Linked DNA regions of Homo sapiens: region 2 is linked to region 1. Evidence: read pairs that join two places in POLR2A ChIA-PET (ENCODE). Cell type or tissue: HepG2. All regions are shown on one strand. Each heading gives the region's core, and the rest is flanking DNA. Links, peaks and the distances in the headings are about the cores only. Region 1 overlaps GPR142 (G protein-coupled receptor 142). Region 2 has its middle 12 kb from the start of CD300A.

The links. Peaks named below come from ENCODE experiments on the same cell type or tissue, not always from the same donor. Only the 100,000 strongest peaks of a DNase experiment are listed, where the experiment ranks them.
Region 2: POLR2A ChIA-PET joins it to region 1 with 29 read pairs; 15 of 35 experiments call an interaction of 5 or more read pairs at or near these places.

What each region holds. Positions count from the first base shown.
Region 1 is chr17:74,370,782-74,376,146 of GRCh38, reverse strand. GPR142 (G protein-coupled receptor 142) reads right to left here. Exons shown (of 4, transcript NM_001331076.1): 4 at 3,547-4,418. The coding sequence ends at 3,547. Among named protein-coding and RNA genes, the nearest start is that of GPR142, 6.0 kb to the right of the region's middle. In HepG2, for the core only: no CTCF peak of the experiment used is centred there; a DNase peak (open chromatin) is centred at 2,086; H3K27me3 peaks cover 76 bases.
Region 2 is chr17:74,451,900-74,457,264 of GRCh38, reverse strand. No RefSeq gene overlaps it. Among named protein-coding and RNA genes, the nearest start is that of CD300A, 12 kb to the left of the region's middle. RefSeq lists enhancers at 1,787-2,457, 3,212-4,202, 4,203-5,194 and a silencer at 2,953-3,312. In HepG2, for the core only: no CTCF peak of the experiment used is centred there; a DNase peak (open chromatin) is centred at 3,024; H3K4me3 peaks cover 1,642 bases; H3K27me3 peaks cover 1,111 bases.

The DNA.
Region 1 (5,365 bases), core at 87-5,086:
TAATAATACTTTTCATTTACATTTCAGTGACATGCTTACCAAGGTGATTATCACTTTATTTTATTAAAGGTTACACAAATGCTAAAAAGAAACTGTTACCTAATGTGTTTTTTCTCTTTTTTTTTTGAGTCGAAGTTTCACTCTTGTTGCCCAGGTTGGAGTTCCATGGTGTTTCTATGGCGCGATCTCAGCTCGCTGCAACCTCCGTCTCCTGGGTTCAAGCGATTCTCCTGCCTCAGCCTCTGAGAACTTGGAATTACAGGTGTCCACCACCACGCCCAGCTAGTTTTTGTATTTGTTAGTAGAGATGGGGTTTCACCATGTTGGCCAGGCTGGTCTCGAACTCCTGACCCGAAGTGATCCGCCCACCTCTGCCTCCCAAAGTGCTGGGATTACAGGCGTGAGCCACCACACCTGACCACCTAATGCATTTTATTAGGAAAATGTGATACTGGTTCTCAAATCTGATAAGTCCAGCACTAGAAAGTTCTAAGCAATGCAAAAGATCCCCGAGAGCGGTCTGCCTCTAATCTTCTACATCTGAGAGCACCTGCAAGGTGTGGGGTGGAACAGACAATGGACCAGGAACCAGGAGACTTGGGTTTGAGTGTCAGTGCTGCTCTTGACCAGCTTTGGGCTAGGGGCATACCATTTAATCTCTCTGTGCCTCAATTTCCTAAGTTTGTAAAACAGTTACAATACTCCATATGCAGGGTTGTTTGAAAAAGTCACTGACTGCCCCAGCCTGTCGGTACAAGTGAGGTTATAGCAATATTAACACTGGGGTTATGGTGGCTCAATGCAAAATTGTTTCAACCAGCCTGGCCAACATGGTGGAACCCCGTCTCTACTAAAAATAAAAAAATTAGCTGGATGTGGTGGTGTGCGCTTGTAGTCCCAGCTACTTGGGAGGCTGAGGCAGGAAAGTCACTTGAACCCAGGAGGCGGAGGTTGCAGTGAGCTGAGATCACACCACTGCACTCCAGCCTGAGCGACTGGGCAACAGAGCGAGACTCCATGTCAACAAAACAAAACAAAACAAAACAAAACTGTGTCTTGAAAGAGCCTCCCCAACAGTTTCTGGAAGTTCCTGGTTTCACTGGTGCTCAGAGACAGTTGAGCTAATATTGCAGCTGGCCTCCTGAAAGACAGCCCCCCAGCCAGCTGAGGAAGGCATCCTGCCTCTGGCCTAGACCCAGCTGCTGTTGCCATCCATGGAGACACAGATGCTCTTCCCTGATACTGGGTTCTCTCCTGCAGGGTCCCTGCAGGTTGTTCCATTTAGTTCTTCATCCATGGAACTTTGTGCTTTCTTCCCGTGCCCGCTTCTGTAGGGCAGGCTCAGGCTGGGCTGGGGCCGACATTATCTGGTCCTCCGGTGGACCTTCTCCCTCCCCGGGTACCTGCATTTGCATCCCCCTCCTCCTTAAGCAAAGAATAAAGCGCAGGTGCATCAACCCTGCCTGGGGATACATCTGTGTGTGCACATGGAGGTGTGGGCGGGTGAGGGGGTCCTCCATCCTTAACACCTGCTCAGGGTCAGTGTAGACCACCCCGGAGCAGAAGTGTTGGGCTTACAGGTCTTCAGTCCTTTCTCTGAACTCGGCACCACATGTCTTGGAATTCAGAATACGTCAGAGCAGAGGAAGGTGCTGTGTGCATGTAGTGGTGCGCGTTCGATCACGATTCCGTGGGGTGTGGACAGCAGTACATGATCACTCCACTAACAGTCCCTGGTGGGGCTGGCAGGACTCACAATCACAGGACAACTTCGGGACCAGAAATCACCTCACACCGGGTCACGCTGTGCCGCTAAACGTGTTTGTGGCACATTTCGGAAACATGTTTTGGTTTTCAGAGTTTTTTGGAGTTGAGAATCATGGCAAATGCATTGGAGACCCACATTATCCTCTTTCTGGGTTAGCTGAACCTCCCTGTCTGGACATCCCTGCTCTGGGGAGAAGCAGAGAGGCAAAGTGGAAAGCCAAGCATTGATTCTGCATTGACTGTGTGCTGGGTGCACAAACAGCTCTTTGACTGATGTCATCCCACTAAGAGGGTGGGGGCAGGTCTGAACCTCCCATTCAGGACAAAGGTCAGCTCAGCCTGACCAGGAAGCAGAAAGTGGTCCTAGCTCAGCTGCTAATGTGTTTACCCACAGCCTGGAGCAGCTGGGAGTTCCATCTGCTGATCTCTCCCAGCTGCCTCTCCGGGATGGTGGTGCTGAGAGGAGAGAGGGGCCCTGGAGAGCCTCCCTGGAGAGGCTGAGGGTGGGGAGCAGAGCTCCTCATGGCTCTGATGGACTCTGCCAACTCCCGCCTCCCAGTGGTGGAGGAAAAGACCTTTCCCCAAGGGGCGTGAGCTCGGGGGGCTCAGCAGAAGCTCAGGGTCATCTCCAGCTAGGTCCTCCTTTCCTGTTCTCCTAGTACCCTGGGTTAAGAGACCATTTTCTTTCTCCTCATTGGCAACAACAAAAACTATAGCCCCAGTGCTGGTTCTGGGCCCATGAACCTGTACTGGTTTAGGGCAGGGAGTAATGTGGAATCCAACCAGGGTGTTTGAGACCTAAGGGGCTGTGTCTCCTGTGGCTGGACAGACACAGGCCTGGGCTCCTCACATCTGATTTAAGATCACCCCTTTCTGACTGGCCCTGGGGGCTTTTATCCCCCAAGCAGCCCCCTCCCATTGCTCAGCTCAATTTCTTTGTTTCCTCCAGCCTAAGAAATGCCTTAAGTCCTGAAGATATCTTCCTTTTCAAACTCTGGCATTGCCACTAGGAGCTGGAGAGGTGATCCATTCAGGGAATGAGAAGCAGGCACCAGGAAAGGGGGGTGGGCTGGAGACAATTCACATCCATCCATCCATCCATCCATCCATCTATCCATCCATCCATCCATCTGTCCTTTTTTGTTTTTGTTTTTGTTTTTGTTTTTTTGAGACGGAGTCTCACTCTGTCGCCCAGGCTGGAGTGCAGTGGCGGGATCTCGGCTCACCGCAAGCTCCGCCTTCCGGGTTCACGCCATTCTCCTGCCTCAGCCTCCCGAGTAGCTGGGACTACAGGCGCCCGCCACTGCGTCCAGCTAATTTTTTGTATTTTTAGTAGAGACAGGGTTTCACTGTGGTCTCGATCTCCTGACCTCGTGATCCGCCTGCCTCAGCCTCCCAACGTGCTGGGATTACAGGCGTGAGCCACCGCACCCGGCCTCCATCTGTCCGTTTTTCTATCCATTCAACCAACATTAATCTGGCATTCACGATGAGCCAGGCAAAATGCCCCCCGCAAAGGAATGCCCACAGCACTGATGCTATTAGCCTGTGCCTGGCAGTGCCCTTTCATCTTCCCAGGAAATAGGGATTGCTGGTGAAGCAAACATAAGAGCTGGCTAAGTTGTCCTCCTCTCTACCTGGGAGCCACACCCAAAGGAGGAGCCTCCACCCCCACCCAAGGAAAGCAAGCTGTTGATAAACGTGTTTTGGGTACAACCTCAAAGGCCCCAGTACATGTGGCCATGAGCCACCCTGAGCTCCCTAGCTGGGCCCCCTCCTCTACACTTCTGCCCCTGTGGGGAGTCCCGGAGGCTCCATCACAGGCTTCGCCGCCATGCCCTCTGGCTGTGATGCCAAAGTGCAGGGCAGGTAGGCATCGTGGATGACCTGTCGGACAGTGGCCCGGAAAGTCTTGCTGACAAAGCAGTAGAGGCCGAAGTTGGCTGCCGTGTGGAGCATGGCCACCATATTGGCCACATCCAAGGCCAGGTGGACCCTCCAGTCCCGGTGGACAGGGGCCACGTACATGTGGTAGAGCATGACGAAGACCCGGGGCGCCCACAGGAGGGTGAACAGTGTGGTGATGCCCAGGAGGATGGCTGTGCTCTTGCCCACCCGGGGCTGCAGCCCACTCCGGCCCCTCCTCCGTAGCCGGTGGATGATGGCCGAGTTGGTGACCAGGAACACGCCACAAGGGATGAAATAGACAGTGAGACAGTGAGCCCACTTGAGGACCTCGTCCAGTGTTCTGGGTGAGTCGGTGTCTCTCCACATGTCCAGCCACCAGTAGAAGGGGATGCCGGTCAACAGGGCAGCACTCAGGACAGCAGCAATGGCCCGGCGGGTCCGGCCTGGGGACGAGGCGGCCCGATGGTGCAGGGGGTGGCACAGGGCAGTGTAGCGGTCAACCGTGAGCAGGATGGCGATCCAGACTGAGGCGTGGTTGGCAGCAAACTCCAGGATGTTGGCCGTGCGCACCACAGCCTGGGGCACCTGGCGGGCCAGCACTGCTCCCTGCAGGAGGAAGCCCGCGAACACGATGACCACCTGGATGATGATATCCGAGGCTGTGAGCGCCAGAAGGTAGTAGTAGGAGGGCCTCCTGGTCCTGGTGGCAAGGCGCGCCAGGGCCACTGCGGTCAGGAGGCTGACTGAGGGCAGCCGAGGTGAGGGAGGGGAGAGGCATCAGAAGAGAGCTCAGACTCTGCTTTCCAAGGTGTCGCCATCGCACCTCCCCATCTGCATGTGCAGAGGCTGCGCTGGCTTCTCTTTTTTCTCCTTCCAGATCCTTCTGAAACCCCACTTTGCCCAGAAGGCCACCCAGGCCAGCTCTGCCCTGTCCATCCACTGCAGGCCACTGGCTGTACCCCGGTTATGCACAGGTAAGTGCACATGGAAGGGTCCTCAGCAGCCACCTGTCCTGGCCAGGTGTGGTGGCTCACGCCTGTAATCCAGCACTTTGGGAGGCCAAGGCGAGCAGATCACCTGAGGTCAGGAGTTCAAGACCAGCCTGACCAACATGGAGAAACCCCGTCTCTGTTAAAAAAATATACAAATTAGCCAGGCACGGTGGTGCATGCCTGTAATCCCAGCTACTTGGGAGGCTGAGGCAGGAGAATTGCTTGAACCTGGGAAGTGGAGGCTGCAATGAGCCGAGATCATGCCACTGCACTCCAGCCTGGGTGACAGAGTGAGACTCCATCTCAAAAAAAAAAAAAAAGCTACCTGTCCTATGGCATTGTCCTCCAAGTCCTTTTTAGGTTTTCTGTGTCCTCCAGAATGGAGGCGTCCCTAGACACAGGCATGGGTTTAGCTATCAGACTTGGGGAAATCCCCAGGGCCGAGACCACCCGTCCTTCCCATATCCACACACCCACCTCTGCCCCAAGCTCTGCTCTCTGAAGGCATGGGCAGCACGGGGAGCTTTGTACTGAGCTGAGCCAGTTCCTATGTGAATTTTGTTATCCTAAGAGTGCGCTCACTGCTGGGGAAAACTTGGGTTTAGCTGTGAGCACCCCCAATCCTAGCCCCTTACTTGTATTCCCCTCCAGTGACCCAGAACACCCTGACAATGGCAAGGAAAGACCAGGGGTCTATG
Region 2 (5,365 bases), core at 59-5,058, 81 kb before region 1:
CAACCCTGCACCACAGTCCCTACACAAGCTCCCACCTCCACCACTGAAAAGGTGAGAAGGTGATGACTTGAAAGGCCTCCTGGTCACTCAATCACCCAGCTCCTTCTCCCGACTCCCCCAGGCAGTGGTGGAGGCAGCATTAACCCATCTCAGCCTCCCCTACAGTAGTGGGGCCCAAGTTTGACTGATGTAACAAACACCTTGGGTACTGGCTGAGAATGCAGATTCTGGGGCCTGCCTCGGACCAGCTGAATAAGGCGTCTCTCCAGTTGGGGACTGGGAATCTGTCATTTTAACAAATGCATTCAGATGATTTCTAGAATCAGACAAGTTTACGAACTGGAGTGCACGGGGGTTATGAGAACACCTGGCACTTCACGGGTGCCCAGGAGAGCACCCTCTTAACCTTTCTGACTATGACCAAAGGAGAGAGTCCCCCACCGCAACCCAGGCCGGCCATCTCCCTGGCCTACTTTCTTTCCTTTTTTTTTTTTTTTTTTTGAGACAGAGTCTCAATGTGTCACCCAGGTTGGAGTGCAGTGACACAATCTCTGCCCACTGCAAACTCCACCTCCTGGGTTCAAGCGATTCTCCTGCCTCAGCCTCCCAAGTAGCTGGGATTACAGGTGAGCACCACCAACCCCGGCTAATTTTTGTATTTTCAGTAGAGACAGGGTTTCACCATGTTGGCCAGGCTGGTCGCAAACTCCTGGCCTCAATCAATTCCCCCGCCTTGGCCTTGCCAAGTGCTGGGATTACAGGTGTGAGCCATGATGCATGGCCAACCAGCCTCACTTTCAAAGCCAGGACACAGCTGTCCCCAGGTGACCAAAGTTCCCATCAGTGAACCATCATCCCCATCACAGGGACATGAACACAGATGCAGGGATGGGGGTGACTTTGCCCTTGCAGACCTCAGAGCAGGTCACTATCTACAGACACCGTCAAGTAGCTGAGGAACTGGCACACACAGTAAGAGATTCCCCTCAGAGACCCAGGACACCGGGCTGCAGTGAGTTGTGGAGATGGAAGCCTCAGATTGGAGGAGGTGACAGAATTGTGTGCCAGACAGACTTGGATACTAGGAGAGAGATCAGTGTGGGAATTGATGTTAATTAGAATGATGGCACGGAGCAGCCTTTGATAAATATGGATGAAAACCTGATGAATGAATGAATTAATGAGCCAAATGCTATTCCCATGTCTGTTGCTGTCTGCCCCATGGGACACAGCATGTTTTATAATGATGAGCTACACGCTGAGAAACAGCACACCAATCTGCTCCACGGATGTAAATCTAATTCAGCCTTCGAAGAATCATTCAGCAAGGCTGGGTGGAGGGTGGGTGCCCCATGCCACATACATGCAATGAACACACACTCCCCGCCCCAGCCTCCTTGAAAACCCTCCCAAGGAGAGAATGAGTTGAAAATCTAGGCAGGCTAAAAGTTGGCCCATCTTTCTCAGGGGGAGAGATGAGGAAAGGGAGTGTGGCCGAGGGTAGCTCAGTCTGGTCTTTGTGAAGGCTGGGGCAGGGACGTCGCAGGCCACTGCAGCTGCTGGTGGGGGGCCACTGCTACCTTTGGCCCCTTTTCTTTCTTTCAGAAGAATTTTTTTTTAAAAATATGTAATTTATTTTTATGGAAAAGAGAGAAAGGAAGGAGAGAAAGAAAAAGCAAAACGAGACAGAAAAAATCTTCTTGTCCCTCATCTGCTTGGTACCAGGGGATTCCCACCCCCACATCCGACCCCCTTTCCCCCCACGCCCCCGGCCAACTCCCCCAATGGTCCACTTTAACATCTGCTATGGTGCCTTTTGTCTCTTTCCAGATTTCCTATGCAAATACAGTCAATTGTGAATACACAGGGGGAGGGGGAGCTACTAAAACCTCCCCCGTTAAGTCTGCAATTGGATTCTTCTGAAAATTCTGCTTTGCATGGCAGGGTGGCACGCAGTGGGGGTTGGGGCCAACAGTGCCCTGCCCCAGCCCTCTCACCACCTTCCTGGCTCTGATGACCGCTCCCAAATGGGCCTGGTGAAGGGACAGGGCGGGATCCTCCCCAGCTGGGACCGACTCCTTTTGTCTTTCCCACGCCCCACCCAGTGTGTGCGTGTGTGTGTGTGTGTGTGTGTGTGTGTGCGCGTAAGGGGTGGACCCTGTGGGCCAGGATGCCCCCTGACCTTCAGCCCGGACAGCCCCTGGGCTCACACGGCGGCCTCAGCCCAGCTTCTCTTGGGAACCTCAGGCTGCCCATGGACACCCAGTGCCTGAGTCTCTTTCCGGTGCCCCAGCTGGCCTGACTGCTAGTGATGGGCTTGTCCCCAGCATCCCCTGTGCCAGCACCCACATCAGGGTGGGGGCACCCTACGGTGAGAAAGCCTGGCAGGTCACATGCTGCCGAAATACTGTCAGGCCAAGGGTCACAGTTCCCAGGCCAGCCTGAAGCAGCTGGCAGCGCCGGGGAGAAGGGGAGGCCAGCACCAGCTTCCTGGCTGCAGGGACCTCGAGCTCCAGGCCCCCAGCCCGTGTGGCTGCCTCAAATGCCCACCGAAAAACCCTCGGGGAGTGGGTTTCCACCCGGAGAGTTTGCCCCCAGGGGACGTTTGGCCGTGTCCAGAGACATTTGTGGTTGTAGGGTTAGGGGGCTGGCTGTGCTCCTGGCATCCAGTGGAGGGGGTCAGGGATGCCGCTCAATATCCTGCAGTTCCCGGGCCAGCTCCACTACACAGCGATCCGGCCACAAATGTCGCTGGTGGAGCCGAGGAACCCCGGCCTAGAGCCAGACGTAAGGCAGCGACAGGGCTCCCCGTGCCCTTGGCCTCACTACCTCCACCCGCGGAAACTCCATGGCCCGGCGGGCCTCCGGAAGGGGATTCTTCCCTTGGGAAAAGGGGCCTGCTTCCCTGGCGTCACCCACCCCACCCCCGTCTCTGCGGGGCCTGAGAGACACAGGGATAAATGCGGCCCCCGCAATCCCTAGCGGCTGCGAGGCCCAGCTCTGAGGGCGGGGATGGGCGGAGCGCGGCGGCCCGGCCCCCAGGCTACAGCAGGAGCTGGGACAGCTGGCTTCGGCCGCCGCCCCGCGGCGAGGATCGGGTTGCAGGGGCCGGGGCGGGGCTTGGGGTGGGGCACGAGAGGCGGCCTCGGGTTGGCTGGAGCTGGGGTGGCCGGGCCCTCGCGGGAGAGGCACGTGGGCGCGCCGGCTGCTCGGGCCCACCCCCACCTCCCCCCACCTTCACTGCCCCCCACCGCCCCCCACCTCCCCCAACCCAGGTGCGTGCGGGGGAGTGGGCTGTCTGCGGGTGGGGTTCCGGGGCCCCGCCCCCTCTCCCAGCCGGGTCAGGTTAGGACGCTGGGTTAAGGACGGAGCGTAAAACCTTCCCTGGGCCCGGGCCCCCGCGGACCCTCTCCTGCCGTCGGTGGAGTTGGGGGTGAGGCAAGCCACCGTTGCCTTTAGGTGAATCAGAAGGAGCCACTTCCAGGCCCCTGGCTTGGAGGAGTCTGCGGAGGTGAGGGGTCGGCGGATGGGGCGGACAACCGGTCTGGGACCGGCCCCATTCACCCCCACGGGACCCAACTTCTCTCTCCAAAGCACAGCCAGGCGGTCACCCTGTGTCTGCCCAGTTCTGCTCCAGACTTTGAGTCGGAACCCCTGGGGGTGCATCTGCGGCAGAGCCCTGGGGCTTTAGGTCCCCTCTCCACTGCTGGGGACACCAACTCCAGGGCTTAGACAGAGCTGGAGACATCGGGGTGTATTTTACAGATGAGGAAACCCTTGCGGGGGCGAGGGGTCAAGGGAGCTGTCCAAGGCCACAGAGCTAGCTGGAGCCAGGCCCTGGTCCGAGATGCCCTGCCTGCCACGAAGGTGCCGCTTGGGAAGGGGATACCCGGGGAAGCTTGCTGAAGGCACCTGCGTGCTTAATCCCAAAACGCATTTGCTGGGACTCACATGGCCACTCCCACTTCAGCCCTCAGGCCTGACCTGGCAAAGGAGGGCAGAGACCAGATCGCTCTCATCTCCACTCCCTCCCGTCCACCCAGTAGACAGTGGACATTTGCTGGCAGAAAGCAGCTCCGTCCCAGATCTTCAGCCTAGCTTCTTAGGCTTCCTGTGCACCTGGCGACCCTCCTAACGCCTCTGCTAGCCCTTCTCCCCTGCCAGTCAGGGCGCGGGCACTGCCAAGGGTCTCTCTCCTTAGCATCCTCTTCCAATCGTGGCAACCTGCCAAGCCACCCACTCTGGGGACCCAGGGCATGAGGCAGCATAGAGGGAAGGGAAGATGTGGCACCAGGAGGTGCCAAACTGAAATCTGGCCAGAAGACCTGCTTGTCTGGGCAGGAAACACTGGGCAGATGGTGCCTGGACGCTCTGCCTTGACTGTGACTTTCGTGGGGGTTATCTGGAGGGGACAGAACACCAAACACAAACTCAGGGGGCTGGTACCCCCATTTTTCAGATGAGAAGACTGAGGAAGGACCAAGGGAGCTGCTGAAGGTCACAGAACTACTAACAGCCAGGATGTGAACCCGCAGCCTCTGATTCCAAAGTCATATTTTCTGCGTGCTGCAGAATTGCCTCCTGCGACAAGGGCATGGGTCGCTGCTCCCCACCTCCTTCTCTGAGGGTACTGGTGTCTCCCTTTTAATCACCCGCACCCCAGAGGGACGCACCGCTCCAGCCTCTGCCTATCAACAACCTTTTTTCAAGGAGGATGAGGTCAGAACCGCACCCTGAGCCCAAGGAGGATGAGGTCAGAGCACTCCCGGTCTGGTGCAGATGCTAAATAATTCATGCAGCTGCTGTGAACAGGGGCTGCAGCTTCCTGGAGGGCCCAGAGTGGAGACGGCAGACAGGAAACAAATCCTGGTTCCTGGCACCTGTGCCTGACCTTGGCGCATCCTCCGGGGGCTAGTGAAAATGCTGCCCTTGGCGAGAATGGCTTGGAGGGCCAACAGACCCTTCCAAGCAGCACCCCCACAGGGCAGGCACTTAGCCTCTGTTGCTTGCTCTCTTCTATGAGCTGTGGGGGGCTGACGAACAAGTGCAGGGCCATGAGTAAACTGGAAAGCCAGGAAAGGCACTCGGCAGGCAGGTCTTCATGGCCCAGGGGATTTACCAGCCATCCCTGGTTCTGTGCACTGAGAATTTCACCCAATGGGTATCCTGGCTGCCTCTTCCAGCCATGCCAGGCAGCAACAGGGATACTTTTGGGGTCGCCTCCCTCCCCACCCACATCTTGTGTAGGTGTTAGAGTTCTCTGGCCTTGACGGGTTGAGAGCTCAGTGGTTTTTGGAGGCCTGGTTTTCCCCTTAAAATAAATCCCCAACAGAGAAAAAGGTTAGTTGGAATCAAACAGCATTTG